Linked DNA regions of Mus musculus: region 2 is linked to region 1. The links are chromatin loops, found by intact Hi-C in ENCODE. Cell type or tissue: left cerebral cortex. All regions are shown on one strand. Each heading gives the region's core, and the rest is flanking DNA. Links, peaks and the distances in the headings are about the cores only.

Evidence for each region. A loop is a pair of places that touch in the nucleus more often than their neighbours do. Peaks named below come from ENCODE experiments on the same cell type or tissue, not always from the same donor. Only the 100,000 strongest peaks of a DNase experiment are listed, where the experiment ranks them.
Region 2: a loop joins it to region 1, with 2.2 times the contacts of the local background. A loop is called at or near these places in 11 of 42 quality-filtered maps.

What each region holds. Positions count from the first base shown.
Region 1 is chr16:93,765,981-93,768,786 of GRCm38, forward strand. It overlaps Dop1b (DOP1 leucine zipper like protein B), which reads left to right. Exons shown (of 37, transcript NM_027293.1): 18 at 146-336. Among named protein-coding and RNA genes, the nearest start is that of 2310043M15Rik, 28 kb to the right of the region's middle. In left cerebral cortex, for the core only: a CTCF peak has its summit at 1,144; a DNase peak (open chromatin) is centred at 1,172.
Region 2 is chr16:93,602,511-93,605,316 of GRCm38, forward strand. It overlaps Setd4 (SET domain containing 4), which reads right to left and starts at 1,305. Exons shown (of 12, transcript NM_145482.3): 1 at 1,056-1,305; 2 at 627-701. In left cerebral cortex, for the core only: no CTCF peak of the experiment used is centred there; DNase peaks (open chromatin) are centred at 1,437 and 2,292; H3K4me3 peaks cover 1,653 bases; H3K27ac peaks cover 1,439 bases.

The sequences.
Region 1 (2,806 bases), core at 173-2,672:
ACAGCCTGTCACTCACTTGGTATGTAAGGCCAGTATGATGAAGCTCCCTGGGGTATCTGGTTCAACCACAGGAGCTTACTGCAGGCCGTGGTGCCTGCCATGCAGGAGCGGCAGAGTGGGAACTCGGTGGCATCTCTCCCCACAGGTCCTTGTTTGTCGTCCTGGATAGCCTGGCTTGCACAGACGGTGCTATCAGTGCAGCAGCCCAGGGCTGGCTGGTGCGAGCGCTCTCCCTCGGGGATGTGGCCCGCATCCTCGAACCCATGCTCCTGCTGTTGCTCCAGCCCAAAACCCAGAGGACGTCCATCCAGTGTCTCAAGCAGGAGAACTCAGCCGGTGAGCAGCCTCACAGTCCTGGGGGGCGGGGGAGGCAACAGGTGCTGCACCCACTGCTGTGGGTGCTCACCGCTCACACGAGTGACTGTGCCTTGGAAACTGATGGGGACATTCACATTTTAAGCACCACAGGAATTAGCACTTTGGACCAGTAGGTGTGGGTTGCTGTTTTCACTGAAAAGTCATGGCTTTGTTACTGAGAGGAAATATTTGAATCATGCAATATATATTATTATTAGCTGTGGTAACCTTGCTGTGCAACAGGACACTAAAAACTCACCCTCTTAGGTAAGAGTCTCCATACCCTCTGGCCAGCATGTCCCCTTGCCTTCCTCACCCAGCCTCTGCTCTTACTTCACCTCTGTGGGAGTAGATTCTAAATGTTGTCACTATAAAAGAGATGGCAAGGTGAGTTGTGTGTGTGGTTTGTTTAACCACCCATGGTATAAATGCACATTTAGAAAACCACACTGCATCCTGTCAAGATGGGAACGTGTCATCTCCAGGTGATACACTCTTTCAGGTTAGTAGCCCACATTTTAATAAGCACAGGGATGCTCTATTGTTTCACAGGAGAAAACATTCCATGTGTGTCTCTAGTGCACAGTAGAACCCCCTCACCAGTGCCCCTTGCCTAGCAGAGGGGTGGTGCCGGGTGTAAGCACCATTGTTAATGGAAGTCCCCGAAGCCCCTCTGCATAGATTTGTACCCCTAGTCTGGGACAGTTTCCGGTTACTAAAAATGTCACCTTCCTATGAAATCTGGTCAGTTGTCCCTTATGTTTGTCCTAGTCTTACGGGGAGCAACAGTGCCACCCTAAGGTGGGTGGAGGGAAAGGAAACAGTCTCCTTTGTGCAAGGCTCATCCCAAACCTGCAGTGGGGGTGGAGTGGGGAGTGGCCTACCTTCTCCAAGAGACTGAATTTATTCCACAGCCTAGAAAAGGGATGATTGGAGAACTACACACTACACACCTTCATTATGCTCTGCATGGCAGCTCTATACTTTAGTATTTCTTTTGTCTTTTGTTTTATTTGTATGTGTGTGAGAATAGATGTGTGCCACACACACACATACTGTATGGGCACATGTATGCCATGATGTGTGCCCCCCCCACACACACACATACTTTATGGGCACATGTGTGCCATTACACCTGTGCAGATGTGTGCCCCCACACACACATACTGTATGGGCACATGCTGCCATGGCACCTGGGCAGAAGGCTTTTCTCTCTCACTGTACAGGTTCCAAGGATAGAACTCGAGCCATCAGGCTTTGTGGCAAGCAAGCTGTCCTGCCAGCCAGCTCCCGCCCCTCCTCTTTCTCCCTTAAAAAAAAAAAAGAAAAGAAAAGCCCCACTGTGTGGTTCTTCGGTTTCTGTCTCCCCACTGCCTCATTACTTCCTGTTTCCTTCCTGGTGCCAGTGTAGCTGCTCCCTGGCAGTACAAGAGAATGAAGAAAGGGAGGTGCCGCCTGCCTTGCCATGTCTGTGCTGCTATGGACTGTGCGCTCACAGGCTGTCCGTTTCTGGCTTGCAGGCTGTCTTGTCTCTGGCTTGCAGGCTGTTTGTCTCTGGCTTGCAGGCTGTCTTGTCTCTGGCTTGCAGGCTGTCTGTCTCTGGCTCAGGCTGTCTGTCTCTGGTTTCCACTGTTCCTTCCTCTCTTCACCCTGCATAGACTTGTTGAAAACTACTTTACCAAGAATTTTCATAGTATCAAAATCTTTGGATTTTCACCTCTCTTAAAAAGAGAATTGATGGGCTGGAGAGACGGCTCGGGTTGAGAGCACCAGTTGCCCTTCTAAAGGACCCAAGTTTAAGTTCCAACACCCACATGGCAGTTTGAAACTATCTGTAATTCCAGTTCCACGGGATCTGATAGCCTCACACAGACATACATGGAGGAAAACACCAATGTAAATCAAATTTAAAAGAGAGTTGGTATTTAAAAGTGCTGTATACTTTCTTATTGCAGAAGTGTTACTGTGTCTGTTTTAAAATTTAGGTAGCGGCATAGGAGCTCACAGCTGCAATTCCAGCACTCGGTAGGCTTGGACAGGAGGGGCATCACCTGGAGACTGTTTGGACCATTTAGCAAGCTCCTGTTTAAAATGATAACAAAAGTGAATCAAGCTGGCACGGGAATGCCAACTGGGTGACAGCACTGAGAAGACAGTCCCTGGAGCAAGCTGCCTAGGGAGACTAGCCATATCTGAGAGTGCTGAGCTGAGACGCCAGCCTCAGGCCTCCTCACATGCACACACATGTACCCACACACATTTGAGCATACAGTGCATAAACACATACAGAAACACCATGAATGCACACATACATGCGCAGAAAAAAAGGAAGAAAGAAAAGAAAAGAAAAAAATCCTCCAAAAAATTCAGAAGTAAAGGTATTACACAGAGATCCCGACAGTGTCAGCGGATGAGCTGGGCAATGCTGGTGGGTGGCAGATGCTGTGTG
Region 2 (2,806 bases), core at 277-2,776, 160 kb before region 1:
AGGGACTGGAGACACAGCTCAGTGCACAGAAGAAAACGAAGGCAAAACATCTATGCACATAAAATAATAACTAATACAAAAAATACCCGGTCATTATGAAGCACCCATCAGTTCAAAAGTCTTAGAAAAAATAAATAAGCCCCACTCGGTGTAAAGTGGATTTTTAGCTCTAAAGGTCAGAATGATTAAAATGGGCATTCGCAGTAGACTAAAGAGAGCACAAGGCAGAGAGACCGGAAGACATAAAATGACTCCATTCCACATTAGCCTCTCAGAGGCCAAAAAGGAAAGATCCAGGAACAGACAAGAGTGTAGACCAACTGTAGAAACTAACAACAGAAACACAGGCAAGCGTCCTTGGAAGATACATGCTAACATTTAAAACCATACAAGAAATACTGAGTAACACTAAAGTTGAAGAAAATTCTAGTTTAAAAGATAGGGGCGGGGAGTGGGCAGCTGGAGAGATAGCTCCGGGGTTAAGAGCGCAAGGGGCTCCTGCAGATCAGGGTTCAGTTCCTAGCACCCGTATGTGTAACTCCACTGCCTGGGGATCCAATGTCCTCTTCTAGCCTCTCTATACACTGCAAGCGTGTGGTGCGTAGACATACCTGTAGGCAACTTACCTTTATACATAAGATAAACCCCTTTGGGTCCTGCCTCTGGGTAAAAAGAATGCCAGGACTCTGTAACAAAACGCCCTAGAGAACATTATATGAAAGCATTCTTTTTTTTTTTTTTTTTTTTTTTTGGTTTTTCGAGACAGGGTTTCTCTGTGTAGCCCTGGCTGTCCTGGAACTCACTCTGTAGACCAGGCTGGCCTTGAACTCAGAAATCTGCCTGCCTCTGCCTCCCAAGTGCTGGGATTAAAGGCGTGCGCCACCACGTCCAGCATTCTTAACAGCCTTTACTACTTCCATCCTACCCTGTACCGTACTAAAGTGACATCCATCTAACATGTGCCAAACCAGTGGAAATGATTTTAAAATCTACTCTAAAAATAAAGGAGGGCAGGAAAGGACCGCCCACCAAGCCGCCCAGGTAGTTTAATCTACCTCGGCAGCAAGACTTGCTTTACGAGTCAGTCTGGAGCCAGGCACCAGGTCCGTCCTGGAGCCCACGTGTGGTGCACAAGGACGCGCAGTTCCACCGCAGCCCTGCCCCCTGCTTGCCACCGGGGCCTCAGTGATGGCCACACGCCACAGCGCCGTCCTGGCTCGCAGTCCTGGACGGACCGGACATCAATCAATCCATGCCACCCGCACCAGCGAACCAACCCAGGCCCGCTGGCCGCACACCACGCCTGCGCAGTAGTCGCTCTGGTCCTGACTTCCGTTCCGGGAGAGGTTCCACACGCGCAGAGGAAATTGGGGTCTGGAGCTACACAGAACTCAAAAAAGCCAACGGAACCCCGCTCCCGTTGCCCAGGCAACGCCAGGCCCACCGGAAGTGCTCCTGCTTACCTTAGAAACCGCGGCGAAGCCGGGGTACGGACGCAGACCGCTCCACCAGCTACGGAGAAAGCGGCTGCGGTGCGGCGAGCCTACGCCTCTGGCACGCGCATGCGCAACTCCCAGGCCTCCACAGCTACGCCATAACGCGATGAGCATAGCTGCTGACCCATGCTCCAAATAGCCAACGGGAAGTCTTTCCTCACCGTGTCCTTTCTTCCTCCGACTTCCTGCCCCCTCCACCAGACTGGCTTACCTGATCCCCACCTTGCCCTGCCCTCCAGCTGCCAGGACCCAGGCGGTCCATTCTCCCAGACAGCCTGTCCCCCGCCTTTCCTCTTATCCACTATGAAGGCATTTCTGTCTTGTCCCAAGACTGTTACTGGAACTGTTAGGGTCAGAGTAAAAGTACGAATTAGGATTATGGGAAGAAATAAAAAGAGAGAGAGAGAGAGAATTTAGACGTCCTCAAACAGCGAGGAGCAAGCTTTACTCAAAGAAGTGGGTTTTCTAGTTCTAGCTCTGCATGTCGCGATCCAAGCACGGGACTTTGTCACATAAAGACCAGAGGTCAGGAAAAGGCACATTTCATGCTTTAAGCTGGAGTTTTTGTAGCTAAGGATGTGGAAGGGAGAAAGGGACAGAATGAGAAAGCTGGGTTCTGACACTACAGCGCCTGTTGTACGTTTTTGCAACCACTGCCACTGGGATAGATATCTGATGTGTTAGAATGTCAGGTCGCGTCTTAACAGCATACTAGGCCAAAACAGTTCCACGTGGAAGAGGTTTTATTGAGAGAGAGGGACGAGGTGGCGGCGGAAAGAGAAAAGAGGGAGTGACAGAGGGGGCGTTCTCCTTATTTATATGGAAAATGACGTAATGAAGGTAAAGGTGGGAGGTGAGCCAAGTGGATGCTGGGAATATGCTGCAGGTCGCGCTGTCGCCTATGTGATGTCATAGGTTTGGGAGGTCCTGATGCTAACAATATCAGCTACTTTTTATTTCTGCAATCTCTGAATCGCTACGTTTGAATTCAATTTCAGGGTCTTGATTGGGAGGGGGGGTCGCGGGGGGGGGGTGCGGTGTTTGTTCCAGATCCTTTATATGCAAAGGATAGGGGCGACTGTTTCTGTCTACCTAGTTCCTGCTGGCAGGGAGCATCATTTTCTAGGGGTTTGATCTGGCATGACTCTAAAAGAAGTACTGTTTTGGCTTTGATTTGTATGAATAACTGAGTAATGTCAGTGAAACGATCCAAGAGAAACTTCTGTTAAAAAAACAAACAAACAAAAAAGTTAGGGCTCGGTATGATGGCACATGCCTTTAACCCCAGCACTCTGGAGGCAGAGGCAGGT